2 separate regions of the Homo sapiens genome follow, and region 1 is linked to region 2. Evidence: chromatin loops called from intact Hi-C (ENCODE). Cell type or tissue: heart right ventricle. All regions are shown on one strand. Each heading gives the region's core, and the rest is flanking DNA. Links, peaks and the distances in the headings are about the cores only.

Region 1 (7,367 bases), core at 4,367-6,866, 55 kb before region 2:
CTCCTACCCACACCCTCCACTCTTTACCTCCCTGGATTCCATTAATTCCTACTCATCCTTCAAACTCAGCTGAACTATTGCCTTCTCCAGGAGCTCCTCCATCATTCATTCATTCCATCCCACCAGCTAGTTTAGGGAGCCTTTTTGTTCTCAAAGCACCCTGCATTGAGTGCTAATCTTAGCAGCATTTGTCAGGTTTTGTGACAATAGTTTGTTACACCAGACAGAGGTAGTTACCTGAGGATGAGGATTGCCCCAGGGTCTGGCTGAGTGCCTAGCACATAGCAAATACCAAGCACTGGCTCAACCAGTGAAATGTGCATAGTCCAGAGGTAGTAAACCCCCAGCCCTCAAGCTAAACCAGTCCTGCAGACAAGTGTTGTTTGGCCCACACAGTTCCTGGCTGAGAGGACAAACAGGATTGATCCAGGTTATAAGACTTTCAAGACTGATGACCCAGAGCTGGCCTCCATTCTCTTTGGTTATCTGTCTAGCCAGCCAGAGATGTACACAGGAAACGTCAGACCAAGGATGCAAGTGACCACAGCTCCCTGGGTGCACTCAGTCCCTTACAGCAGTACCTCAATTAAAACTCCAGGTCTCAGTAGTCTGCACAAAAATGGGGGTCAGAACACCAGAACCACCCTAGGCTGTTTTTTATCCCGTGCCAAGAAGGCTCACAGTGTGGAGTGGGGAAGGTGGCACATCGGTGACAGTCCACCCAATTTTTCTTTCTTCCTGCACCAACAGGTCTTTTCAAGCTTTATATTCAGTAGACCTGACCATGGCCACACATGAACATTTACAAATCAGAAATTCCACATCTACATTTTTAAAATCCAGATTTCCATCTTTTCTTGAAAAATCCATAGATATGGCAATACTGAACATTTACTTTCATAACAGTTGCAGCTTCCTCCTTTAGACTGGCATAAACTCTATCCAGTTTGCCACACTCCCCATTTATCTGGACCAACGAATTATTTCCATTAACAGCCTTGCTTCTATAGTCATCTGAATCTGCAAATTCCAAACTGCTGTCTTGTTACCTTATTTGATCCCTCCCCCCAAATCTAGGGACGGTGGTAGGCATACAACTATCCTCCCTTTTAGAGATGAAGAAGGTAAGAACCAGAGAGGTGGCTGGCCTCGTAGGTCACACAGCTTGTTAGCAATGAAGACATGACCCAAAACTAGATCTTGGGACTTGTGACTTTTCACCACCCCAGGCCAGTTATCACATACCCAACTGTTGCTTGCTCCTTTCTCTAAAGTACTTCATTTATGTCTCAAGGATGCATGTAATGCTTTAACTGTGTTGCTGTGAAATAGACGGCAGGCCTACAGACAGATTTTGTTATGCACACTTCTCAGCTGAGCTAGCCAAACAAGGACCAATGTAGAGCTGACAAGATGGATGGAGTGAACTAGGCCTCCACTCATTAACTCTTTATGACAATCCTGTAAGGTAGGAACTATTATCCCCATTTTATGAGTGAAGAAGTTGAGGTCCGGGGAGGTTAAGCGAATGTATTCTTTGGTTCTATTGGCTGTTAAAACAATGACATACTTCAGTTCCAGCTGGTAAGGGGCCCCTGCCCTGAGCTGCTTGAGTGCCTTCCTCACCACCCTGGCAGCCCTGCCAGGATTCACACAGTGTAGCAGTGTTAGGGTTAATTCCATATCTGTCACAGACTGCGGTTGCCAGGAACTTGTGGCAGCCACACCTCCAGTGTTAATTCTAACTGGTTGGTGCCTGAAAGGATGCTGAAAAATTTTTGAATATTTCACCTGAATAAAAGGTTTGCATTCTTAAGATATCCACTTTTAATGTTATGGCAAATGAATCCACTCTACCAAGAGCCCAAAGAGCTAATCAGCAAGAATTTAGCCAAGACTTGAGGAGATGTAGAAGACTATTAAATAGACCAAAGAGAAGTGCCCAGCACTGACTGAAGCCAAGGTCCCAGCATGTTTTCTGCCTTCACAGCCCTAAGGAATGCCACGAAATTTCAGCAGTTATGACAGTGACTCTCAGAGCTTGCAACCAAGAGAGGGAGTGGGAATCATGGAAGCAGCATCTCAGAAGGAAAGGGCATGTATAATGAGAAAGCATCCCCATCCCCACCTCACTGCCCAAGGATAGAGTTATGGGCTCTCTGGCAGGTATGTCGGAGCGACTGCAAAACTTTCTGGGCAAAAGCCAGGGGAAGGCCCAGGAACTCACAAGCTATGGTGATGTTCTTGCCCAGAGGGGAAAAACGCCTGCATCCTTCACCCCACCTCCCAAAAGCCTGTCTGTGGAACACTCCCTGGAAGTTGATAAGCACTCTAATTTCAGCAGGGAATAAAGGTTAGTTTCTTTCTGAATAATCTTCGCCCTTGGGTGGCAGGTTTGGAAGGCACAGAAACCTCAGCAAGCTACATTTCTCTTCACAGAGGATAGGTCTCCCACTAAAGGCACATCTCGGGGTCAGGGAAGCCTGCAGCCAGGGAGAAAGTTGGTCATGCTTGCCTTCAGTAACTGCCATCTTGGTCTTTGGGGTCCCCTGTAGCTGAGTTATACCTTCCTACTATCCTTTCTTCCTCCACTATCTCAACTCATTTTCTCAAGTGTGGTACCTATTCACAACATGGTATTAACAGCTTAAGGCACTATACCCTCAATTCCAAAGGTTATGTGTATTTTCATGTAACAGCTTTATTGAGATATAATTCACATACCATAAAATTCACCCGTTTATAGTGCACAATTCAATGCTGGTTAGTACAACAGTCCCCTTATCTGCCGGGGATAGATTCCAAGACCCCTAGTGGATGCCTGAAACCATGAATAGTACTGAACCCTATATATAGTGTTTTTTCCTATGCATATATACCTAAAGTTTAATTTATAAATGAGGCACAGTAAGAGATTAACAAAATAGAATTTTAACAATATACAGTAATGTTATATGAATGTTGTCTCTCTCAAATCTTACCGTACTATACTCACTCTTCTTTTCATCAATCTTATAAACAAGACAGCTAGTAAGTATCTAAATGAGCAGACAGCATATACAGTATGGATGCGCTGGACAAACGGATAATTCATGACCCAGGTGGGACAGAGAGGAACGGTGTGAGATTTCATCATGCTACTCAGAACAGTGTGAAACTTAAAACTTATGAATTATTTCTGAAATTTTCCATTTAATATTTTCAGACTGCAATTGGCAGGTTACTGAAACCACAGAAAGCAAAACCATGGATAAGGGTGGGCTACTGAAATGTTCAGAGATGCAACCATCACCACTCTACTTTTAGACTATTTTCAAGACCCCAAAAAGAATCCCCTTACCTATGAGCAGTCACTCCCTATTTCTACCTCCTTCAGCCTCTGGCAACCACTAATCTACTTTACTTCTATAGACTTATCTATTCTGGATATTTTCTGTAAATGGAATAATATGTGGTCTTTGGTAACTGGTTCCTTTAACATCGTGATTTCAAGGATTATCAATGTTGTAGAATGTATTGGCATTTCATTGCTACTTACAGCCGAGTAACATTCACTTACACGGCTACACCATATTTTGTTTATCCACTCATTGGCTGATGGACATTTGGGTTCTTTCTCCTTTTGGCGATTATGAATAATGCTGCTATCAACATTCATTGTAACTCTTAGGTTTAACCATTTGAGGAACAGCCAAACTCAAAGTGGCTGACCATTTTATATTCCCACCAGCAATGTATGACAGTTCTGATTTCTCCACTTCCTCACCAATACCTATCTTTCTTATTCTAGTTATCCTAGTGGGTATGAAGTCGTATCTCATTGTGGTTTAGACTGGCATCTCTCTGATGGAAATGTTAAGCATATTTTCATGTGCTCATTGACCAACTGTATATTTTCCTTGGAGAAGAGTCTATTCAGATCCTTCGCTGATTTTTTAATTGGATTTTTTTTTTTTTTTTTTTTTAGAATTGAGTTGCAAGTTTTTTATATATTCCAGATACAAGTCTCTTATCAGATTCAATATTTCCAAATATTTTCTCCCATTCTGTGGGCTGTCTTTTTACTTTCTTGATGGTGTCCTTTGAGGCACAAGTTTTTTTTTTTGATAAAGTCTAATTTATCAATGCTCACGCATTTGGTGAACATAGCTAAGAAGTGTTGAGAGTTTCTAAAGGGAATCAGCTTCAGATCTTATTTGTTTCCACTAACATTGGGAAAGTCACAAAAGAGTTTTCATTCTCAGGAAAAAATTTGATTATGAAATATTTAAAATATACAAAAAGGTACAATGAATAACATACATTTGTGTCCTTGCTACCCAACTTATGAAATTTTACCAATAAAGCTGAAGTCCTCTGTGACCCCTCCATACCTCCCCTTCCAGAGGCAACTATTACCCTGAATTTGGTGTTTATTATTCTCATGCATGTTTATACTCTTACTAGATGTGTATGTATCCTTTATCTGTATGCAGTATTATATTGTCTTTTAAAATTTCAAACAAATAGCAGCATGTAGTGCATATTCTGCAACTTGCTTTTTCTCTGCCCCAAGTGAAGAAGCAGAGAAAATGGGCAGGAAAACCAGAAAATTGAGGTTTTGTTTTTCTGAACAGTTAAAAGGTACTAATTTGAGTCATTTTTTTAAAACATCTACTCTCACAAAGTCTACCTATGTAAATCCAAATACACAGTTATTCTTCTGTTACCAGTTTTCCCATCTGTAAAATTAGGATAATAATCTGTACTTCTTACCCCATGTGAAACTTTTGAAATAAACATTCTTTTAAAACTTTGAAAATCGCTTGTAGAAATTCAAGGTTCTGTTGGTGTTAGTCATCCAAAGCCTTCCCAAGGCTTAAGTGAGATGACAGAACTACAGTCTTTTGAGCAGTTTTTTGGAGTAAGCAGCTCTCTTGAGTTACTGCTTGAAAAGCCTGATGGCTCTGCAGAACAATGAATCATCCCCTAAAATCACATAGCCTTTTACTTTCAAAAAAGAAACCCAAGACATTCTTCATTTTACAGGTGCAGAAACTAAATCCTATAGCAGTCACTTGGCCTTTCTGGGATCTCCTGTTCCCTGGGTCAGGCCTAAACTCACTCACCTGGCCTCTGATCTAACCCTCTCATGCTGCAGAATTCAAGATCCATCCTCAAGTCAGATTTGCTTGCTTTAGAATCAGTCACAAAAGTGAGGGCTCAACAGTCCACTACACTTTACCTTTCCACTCTCGGGATGGAGCAATCATGAAAGGGGAACAGATGTGACTCTGAGATGTCAATTACCAAAGCACAAAAGAAAAAGCTGGTATCTTCTAAAAGCTTCAGCAAGGCCAATGGGGAAAAAAAAATTTTAATAAAAAAGAAAAAGTTGGCACCAAATAGCTTCCTTCACTAAAGGGTAAGAAGCTAGACAGATATAATTTACAACCAAGGTGTGTTCCCAACAGCAGGCCAGGGTCTATGAGCAGATTATACCAGCTGCTGCTGCCACACTTCCTTTCTGAGGGCTGACTTCGCTGCCAGCACTCACTCTCATCATTCACACTACCCTATCAAATGGGTCCTCAAGGCTTGGCAGGGAATCCTCATCACACAGAGAGATCCCTGCCTAAAGCCATCACCACCTAGAAGGCATGTCACGTGTACAATGAATTAAACCAACAGAGAGTATCAGGTGAATGGGTGCTCCTTCCAAATTTCTGACACTCATGATCATTACTTGCATCTTTTTCTGAACTCACTGCTCCTACCACTACTTACTGTTGCTTTCTTCTGCTCCAGGCAGATTCTCCCAGCCAAAGTTCCACTATAGGCCAGAACCTCTCTAATTCTATGAATCAGTGCTTTCAATCATGGAATCATGAAAAAAAAAAAAAAATCGTGCCTACCAATGACCTAGGAGGATCGCTCTTTCATAGAGCACTTGGTTCCAAGTGTGGTTAAAACAAAACCTAGAAGAAATTCACTTTACTTAGGTTGCAAAAATGGAGCTGAAAAGATACATATATATTTGGTAAAGATTCTTTATCTGTAATTAGACTATAATTATAAATAGTTGGTATCTACTCTGAAAAACAAAACAGTAAGGGAAGGAAAGGCCAAATGCCTGCAAAAGAACAGAAAGAAGCAGCCCAAATGACATAAAGCACTAGCTACAGGTTATATTACTTACTTGTGCCTAGTTTCTTCTTCAAAAGCAGTATCCAAGGGCAAAAGGGTTCAAACGTGAGATCCTAGGTAAACAGTTTCCTTCTAGAGTCAAAGAAGAGTTTTCCTTTTTTTATTTTTATTTTTTGTTTTTTGAGACAGAGTCTTGCTCTTGTTGCCCAGGCTAGAGTGCACTGGCGCGATCCTGGCTCACTGCAACCTCTGCCTCCTGGGTTTAAGCGATTCTCCTGCTTCAGCCTCCTGAGTAGCTGGGATTACAGGCACACGCCACCACACCCAGCTAATTTTTGTATTTTTAGTAGAGGCGGGGTTTCGCCATGTTGGCCAGGCTGGTGTCGAACTCCTGACCTCAGATGATCCGCCCACCTCGGCCTCCCAAAGTGCTGGGATTACAGGCGTATGAGCCGCTGCACCCAGCCAAAGATTTCTTATAGGTATTAATATGTCTACGTCTCAGATACAGGGTGGTATAAAAGAACAATTTCAAAAATCTGAAGATATTTCCTACTAGTTAATATTGTGTTTCCTAATTGTTAACAGATCATTTTCCAGTACAAGCAGAACCAAAAATTCTTGAGGAAAACTAAGAGATTCAGGAGTTGAATGTTTTAATAAAAAGAGGTTTCACTCTCCCTGGTTCCTCATTCCCCTTTATGTGAAGATAAGTTACAAACATCATGAGGTGTTAATATGGTAGTTCCTATCATTTTAATAACCAAATTAAAAATCTGAAAATAGAACCAAACTATGGAAAAAATTATTCAGTCTATTTTTCAAACACCCTATACCTGCTTCAATGTTTAACCACATGCAAAGTGCATGCCGTTGCAGCATCTTACCTTGACTCTCTGATCTCTGCAAAGTAATAACCAGCAGTGAAGTTTTGTTGCCAGGAGTAAAGGTGCCCAGAACAATAAGTCTTTGGCCCTCTTTGAAATCTCAGGTGGGGTTACAGGAAAGCTAATGCAAAGCTATTTTTATCAACATCCAACAATTATCCAAGGTTACTTGCAAAACTTCTTGGGAGTAGTTTTGCAAGTAACCTTGCAAGGATACAGCTCTTGCTTTGAAAACTCAGACATCTTATAAAGATAAGACTTGTTAACAAAATAGAATCCACTTTCACATTTAAAAGGTAACTTGGAAATTGCTCCAGGTACCACCTAATTAACTGAAGCAGATAGGGACAAAGA
Region 2 (7,367 bases), core at 2,602-5,101:
AGCAATATGCTGTCTTCACATGTAGAAACAGAAAGCTTTCAGAAAACAGGGAGAGAAAAAACATAGTCACCCATAAAACTTTAGAAAACCCAAACTTGCCCCTCTTCAATGTGGCAATAAACAATACTGCCATGACCTATTCAATGCCATACAGTTTACAAAATGTTCCTGATCATATTGTAAGGATCTCTTGGATAATAAGAATTCACTACTTAAGAACCATTCAGATACATCTTTCTTCCACTATGAAATCTCAAGACTGCCTTTGTATTATAGTACACAGTACCAGATGCAATAAGAATGGGGAAAGCAGATTTACCAAATATGTAATAAGTTACAGACCCTTATACCAATGAGAGCTAGAACAAGCGGATTTCTAACAAACTTTTTTAAAACTTGGGGAACTAATGGGAAATTTTTCAGAAAGACATTCTTTTCAACGTGAGGATAGAAAGATTTGTAACAAGGATAACTAGCTTCTCATGCATTGAATATGGGGGAAACACATAAAACTACTGTTTTTGGAGGAAAAATTATTAGAAAACTTTAACAAAAGATAGAATGTGTTATTTCAGACACTATAAGCTCAAGTGCAGTGGCTATATAATAAAGCAAGGTGCCTATTCCTGAGGAGAATGTACTCAGTAATGATGCCGAACAGTGAGTATTAAATCTAAGCAGTGCCAAAAAGGCAATGATTGGGAGTTCAGGTAATGTGTTACAGACAGACTTATGAGAAATTCCATTACTTAAAAATAATCTTGTCCCTATCATTAACCCTTTAATTTTGTTTTTCCTGATGTGCTAAAGTTCACTGGAAACCTCAGAACAGGTTTTATAAATTGGCCATGTCTTGTTAATAGACTGCAGTCTTCAAATTTACACAGAGCTGCAGGTCTCCTGGATTTTTTCAAGTGTCACTCATCTAACTGAACCTGATAGCTGAGAAATGCCATCAGGTACTTTACAGTCAGTTTAAAAAACATCCTCTACCTGGTATCTCTGCAGTGATTGTCTTGCTGCTCCCTGAAACCTCTTCATCATCATCTGATGAGCTCGTGCTTGAGTCACAAGTCAGGTCACTATCACTGGTACTACTGTCCTGCAGCAGGTTATATTTCTTCCTTGCAGCAGCCTCCCGTTTCTGCCTCAGTAGCCTGATCCTCTCCTTGTGCTTTTGGCTCCGATGACCTTTAACCTTGGCGACTCGGCCATTCTGTTTATCACTGGATTGCCGGTTTTTCTTGGCAGCCATAGTGGAAGTTTCACTTTCAGATCGGGACCGCCTAGACTTGCGCCCAACTGTGGCACCAGACACTCCTGAAGGGTCTCCTTCTACCGCCGTTTCTGCCTGAGAGGGTTCATTCTCTTCTGCGGAAGACAACGTATCTGAATCAGCCAGGTGACCACTAGAGGAAGGGGAAAGCATGCAGTGATTAGAGGAGTCACTCTCATAAACTCGGCCAGTTGTAGGCTTGTCACTCTCTGTGGATGCTAACTGAGACTCAGAAGAGTCCCTTCTCAGTTCCATCAACAAGCAGGGCATTGAAGAAATAACTGTAGAATCCGCTACACCATCTTTCTGAACTTGAGATTCCAGTTCTACAGATCCATCTTCCTCCTTGGCTGTCTCTTGTTCAGATGCTTTTGGTGGGGCTTCGGACTCAATGAGTTCTTCAACTTTTCCCACTGCCTCCTCCATCTTCATTTCAGAATTTCAAGTTAAATCATGGAGTAGAGTCTAGGAAATGATATCAAAGATGCAACAGGAAAGCAACCTGTACAAAAACACACAAAGTCAATAAACAGAATGCCAGATTATTTAGTCAACACAACATGCCTACCTTTCTAAGTGGGTGGGGCAAAACTTACTATTACACAGGCCTTTAAAATATATATATATTATTATCTGCTTGTTTGATCAACAGTCAAATTCAAAGGACTTAATACGGTCAAAATCTAAGCATACTGAGCTACTAAAAATGCCATAATATTAATCCTCTAACTTGAAAGGCCAACATGTAATGAACATTTTCAAGTTTACAATTTTATTTAAAGTGTTCTACAAAGAAATCTTCAAAACTCTGATATAATTAATATGCATTCATTGACTTTGATATAAATGAAAAAGAATGCTTTAAAACTAGTCTAGAAATGCATTACCTGGAATGACTACTTTTACATTCAAATCCAAAAAGAAAGGAGGTGGGAGGAGGGGAGTTACAATAGAGAAACATCAAATGTTTTTGTTTGTTTGTTTGTTTGTTTTTGAGACAGGGTCTTACTCTGCCACCCAGGCTGGAGTGCAATGGTGCAATCTCAGTTCACTGCAACCTCCGTTGCCCTGGCTCAAGCAATTCTCTTGCCTCAGCCTTCCAAATGGCTGGGACTACAGGCGCACACCACCACACCCGGCTAATTTTTGTATTTTTTGTAGAGACAGGATTTCACCATGTTGCCCAGGCTGGTCTCGAACTCCTGAGCTCAAGTGATCCACCCACTGTGGCCTCCCAAACTGCTGGGATTACAGGAGTAAGCCACCGTGCCTGGCCCCTACATTTATGTTTAAAAAAACAAAAACACAAACACACTCCAACTACATGCATTTGGCAAATGAGCAACCAAATACTATGCATCCAACTTGTCTGCAGTCCCCTCAATAGGAGTTGCTCTAGTGAAGCATTAAGATGAAAAGCCAGAATTTGATGCTTCCTCAATCCTACCTAGCTCCCACATACCTCATCATGCTGAATTTGAGTCTAGTGTTTAAATAGATGTTTTATCCACAATGGTCACTAAATACAGAACCCAGAAAGCCTAGTATATTCTATGAATGAATAAAGGGATTTAAGAGAAAATACTCTACACCCATTGTACACTTTGTATGCTAAATTTAGAACCTAACACTCTACCACCACTGTGAGTGATACAACTCCAATTAACCATACAGGTACAGGACATAATATTTAACCTCAAAAGCTTATGACCTATATACAGTTAAGTCCTTACTTAACATTGTCAACAGGTTCTTGGAAACTGAGACTTTAAGTGAAATGACATTTAACAAAACCAATTTTTCTCATTAACCTTATAACTAAAGGACATCATTCAAAGACCAGCAGTATCTTGTTCCATTTAAAGTCGCAGTTTCCAAGAACCTATTGAAAATCTGGTGGTTTTTAAAGAGGATGCTAAATATGGAAAACAAGTAAATACCTTGCCCTGTATGTGTTACATTACAGAAAGCAACTATCATGTCCATAGGTCACAGACACACATAACCATTATTCTATACGGTATGCTAGGTGCAATATGGCATCTCCATCATCTCACTCCATCAAGTTACCTAGATAGTTCAATCTATAGCAGACAAAAACTAGGAAATATTTGCAAAATCCTTTAAAACAGATCTAACATGCCAAGCCCACTTTTTGCTTAATACAAACATAAATATTCTATATGCCTGTTGTTTTTCATAGCCCTGTTCTCAGCTGTTGATAAAACAGGCATTCTGATTAAGTTTCCTTAACACATTCATGGAAACCAGAACATTCATGGCCACTGAAACATCTGTTAATTTAAAACAATCCTAGGCCAGGAGTGGTGGCTCACACCTGTTATCCCAGCACTTTAGGAGGTGGAGGCAAGTGGATCACCTGAGGTTGGAAGTTCGAGACCAGTCTGGCCAACATGGTGAAACCCCGTCTCTACTAAAAATACAAAAATTGGCCAGGCATGGTGGCGAGCGCCTGTAGTCCCAGCTACTCGGGAGGCTGAGGCAAAAGAACTGCTTGAACCTGGGAGGCGGAGGTTGCAGTGAGCCAAGATCACGCCACTGCGTTCCAGCCTGGGTGACAGAGCAAGACTCCATCTCAAAAAAATAAATAAAATAAATAAAAAATAAATAAAACAATCTTGTGTGTAGCCTACTTCACAAGCATATTTGTATCAATTATAATACTAATGTTGGAGGCTAAGTGAAAATCAGCATAAATATTTTTTCTGACACCATTACAAAAAAATGTAACACCTCTGAAAGCCAACAGAGGGAGTAACAGTTAAACCAACGGAGACCGTTATAAATAAAGCATGCTGTCAATACAAACACGAAATAAAATATTCACAGATACAAAATACCCCCAGGTATGAGGAATAAACCCAAGTTCTTTTTTTTAAGCCAGTCAAATTTAGCAGTGGGGGGGACAAAGATTTTCTAACTGAATAAAAATGAGAGTTAATTCTATTATGGAGATTCAAATTGTATATTCTGGAATAATGATTCTTCTTAAGGCTGGGCACGGTGGCTCACGTTTGTATTCCCAGCACTTTGGGAGGCCGAGGCAGGTGGATCACGAGATCAGGAGTTCAAGACCAGCCTGGCCGAGATGGTCAAAGCCCATCTCTACTAAAAATACAAAAATTAGCCAGGCGTGGTGGCAGGCACCTGTAATCTCAGCTACTTAGGAGGCTGAAGCAGGAGAATCACTTGAACCCGGGAGGTGGAGCTTGCAGTGAGCCGAGGTCCCGCCACTGCACTCCAGCCTGGGCGACAGAGTGAGACTTAGTCTCCAAAAAAAAAAAAAAAAAAAAAAAAAAAATTCTTCTTAAAGCTAAAATATCTGAGAAAATATACTCAGATGGAATTAATGTCAGCTATATAGGACAAGCATCAAAAGTCTCAATTTGTGAAAGAAGGCAGCACTGGATATTTTCAAAGTACATAATACAGCATCAGACTAAAAAGTAAATTTGTTAAAATGACCATACAACGCTTGTTTCTTCAAGAAATAAGTTGTGTGGATAAAACAGGTAAATCTAGATTGTTTTTCCCTGTTAAAAAAAAATGACAATATGGCACATCATTCAATTTAATGATTATCTTTCAAGTTCCTTAAATTTGAGTGTTAACTGAGATTTAATTTATACTACCTAAATTAGTAACCGGTATTGCAGTCAAAACCACTTAAATATGCTCAAATCAATCACAAAAGACTAGTATTGACCACAAACAGGACAAAAGTTAGCTCATCATGGTATGTTCATACAATGTGGCCATTAAAAAAATGAGAAAGCACTTTATATAGAGAGGTAAGAAACAGTTCTCACGCAATTTTAATGAAAAAAGATACATTATAGCATTTATGTAAATAAATAACAAAACTATATTTACATGAGTTTATCTGTAGATGCATAGACTCTGGAAAGATACTTAAGAAAATAGTAATACCAGTTGAGAAGGAAAGCAGGTGAATAAGGGAACAGGAGAAGACAGTGTGGTATGCAGTTTTGTATCTCTTGAATTTGTGATGTATACAAACATTATCTATTCAAAAATCCACTCTGACATAAAAGTCTTCTGAAGAAAAAGAAGTTGTGCTTTTCTGGGGCCATAACACTAGACTACTCTTTGGGTCAAGCTTAGTCAATAAATTCTACTATGCTTTCTTCCTATAGTGGAATTTTGCTATAATTAATTAAATACAGGAGAAAAAAGTCACAGAAAGTGAAAATATAAGCTCTGACTAAACTCCCTTCAGTGGAATAAAAACGAAGTGCCCTAACCACAGGGGGAAATGATGTCATACATAAAGATTAATCTTTCCATACAACCAGATTATTTACTGCATATATTGTTTTTGGTCAAGGGGAAAAAAATAGGTTTTTCTGGTAGGAACAGTCAAGTAGCTAGCAGTATAAAATGATATAATTGTCAAATAGGAATTGCATCACATAAATGGCATAAAAGGCTATCAACCCTCTGGGTTAATGTTGACAGTAAATTTATATTCAGTGAAGTAATAAATACACAACATTTTTCCTATTAGAACAGCACTTTCCCCCATGCTGTTCTTCCCTCCAATCTAAACGCAACCTCCTCTACATGAGTACTAGAGCTCATCTCCCTCTCATTTCCCTAATATCTTACATTATTGATTATTCCTTGGCTCTCGTCCACCTGCCACACCCAACTGGACCATTCATTCATTTTTGAAATCCTCCTTTGACCTATCACCTTCAATCTCACATCTCCCTCTCCAGGTATCATGCTCGTCTTTCACAGTCAATCTTATTGTGAGAGTTGTATAAACTTCTATTTCCTTAACTCTCACACTCCCTTCTGCAACCCAATGCAACCTGACATCTCCTTCTATCAAACCAGTGGAACAAGCCTAGGCAACATGGCAAGACCCCATCTCTACAAAAAATTTAAAATTTAGCTGAGCATGGTGGCACATGCTGTGGTTCCAGCTACTGGGGAGGCTCAGCAAGGAGAATGCCTTGAGCCCAGGGGGTCAGGGCTGTCATGAGCCGTGTTTGCAACAGTACGTTCCAGGCTGCATAACAGAGCAAGACCCTGTCTCAAAAAATAAAAACAAAAGTAAAAAAAACCAGTGGAACATTTATTACCAGGGTCATTAATGACCTCACTATCTCTAAATCCAACATATTTTGGCCCTAATTTTACTTAATATTTAAGCAACATTTTATGCCTGACGACTCTCTCTGCTCTTTAAACCAATTAATGCCTTTCTTTGGCTTCAAGGTTTCTCTATTCTTCTGGTTAGTCCTTCCCAATCTACTTTGTAGGCTTAACTTCCTCTACCAAATCTCAGGATTTAATCCTAGGTCTAGGTCCTTTTCCCATCCACCAACGTGAGTTCTTTTTTTTTTTTTTTTAAGACAGGGTCTCACTCTGTCGCCCAGGCTGGAATGCAGGGGCGCCATCCTGGCTCACTGTAACCTCTGCCTCCTTGGCTCAAGTGATCCTCCCGCCTCAGCCCCCTCAAGTAGCTGAGACTACAGGTGCAAGCCACCATGCCTGGCTAATTTTTGTATTTTTTGTAGAGACGGGGTATCACCATGTTGCCCAGGCTGGTTACACACTCCTGAGTTCAAGTGATCGACCCACCTCGGCCTCCCAAAGTGCTAGGATTACAGGTGTGAGCCACAATACCTGGCCCAAAGTGAGCTCTTCTAAACCCACATTTTCCAATACCATCCCTAGACTAGTAATTTTATTTCTCCAACTCAGATCTCTGAGCTCTATACCAGTCCACCCAAATACCCAGTTGACATCTGTATTTAGATTTTGGAAAGGTACCACAATCACATCATATTCAAATCCAGATCATCTCTGATCTACCCCACTCTGCTCCTTCTCTGGCTTTCTCTAGCTCAGTAAATAGTACTACTATTGCTATTATCTCAGTTGCTCATGTCAAAAGCCTGAGTTATCTTTGACAATGCCTTCTTCTTTACTCACTGCATCCCATCATTCACCATGTCCATCATTCACTAACTCCTATCAATCCCACCTCTTTAATAGTTTTCTAGTCTGTCCACTATTCTCCATATCCGCTGTCACC

Evidence for each region. Peaks named below come from ENCODE experiments on the same cell type or tissue, not always from the same donor. Only the 100,000 strongest peaks of a DNase experiment are listed, where the experiment ranks them.
Region 1: it touches region 2 in a loop (2.0-fold over the local background); 14 of 110 quality-filtered maps call a loop at or near these places.

Annotation. Positions count from the first base shown.
Region 1 is chr18:46,267,019-46,274,385 of GRCh38, reverse strand. No RefSeq gene overlaps it. Among named protein-coding and RNA genes, the nearest start is that of ARK2C, 63 kb to the left of the region's middle. In heart right ventricle, for the core only: no CTCF peak of the experiment used is centred there; a DNase peak (open chromatin) is centred at 5,535.
Region 2 is chr18:46,210,222-46,217,588 of GRCh38, reverse strand. It overlaps ARK2N (arkadia (RNF111) N-terminal like PKA signaling regulator 2N), which reads right to left. Exons shown (of 5, transcript NM_145055.5): 2 at 994-1,778. The coding sequence starts at 1,708. Among named protein-coding and RNA genes, the nearest start is that of ARK2N, 40 kb to the right of the region's middle. In heart right ventricle, for the core only: a CTCF peak has its summit at 4,036; no DNase peak of the experiment used is centred there.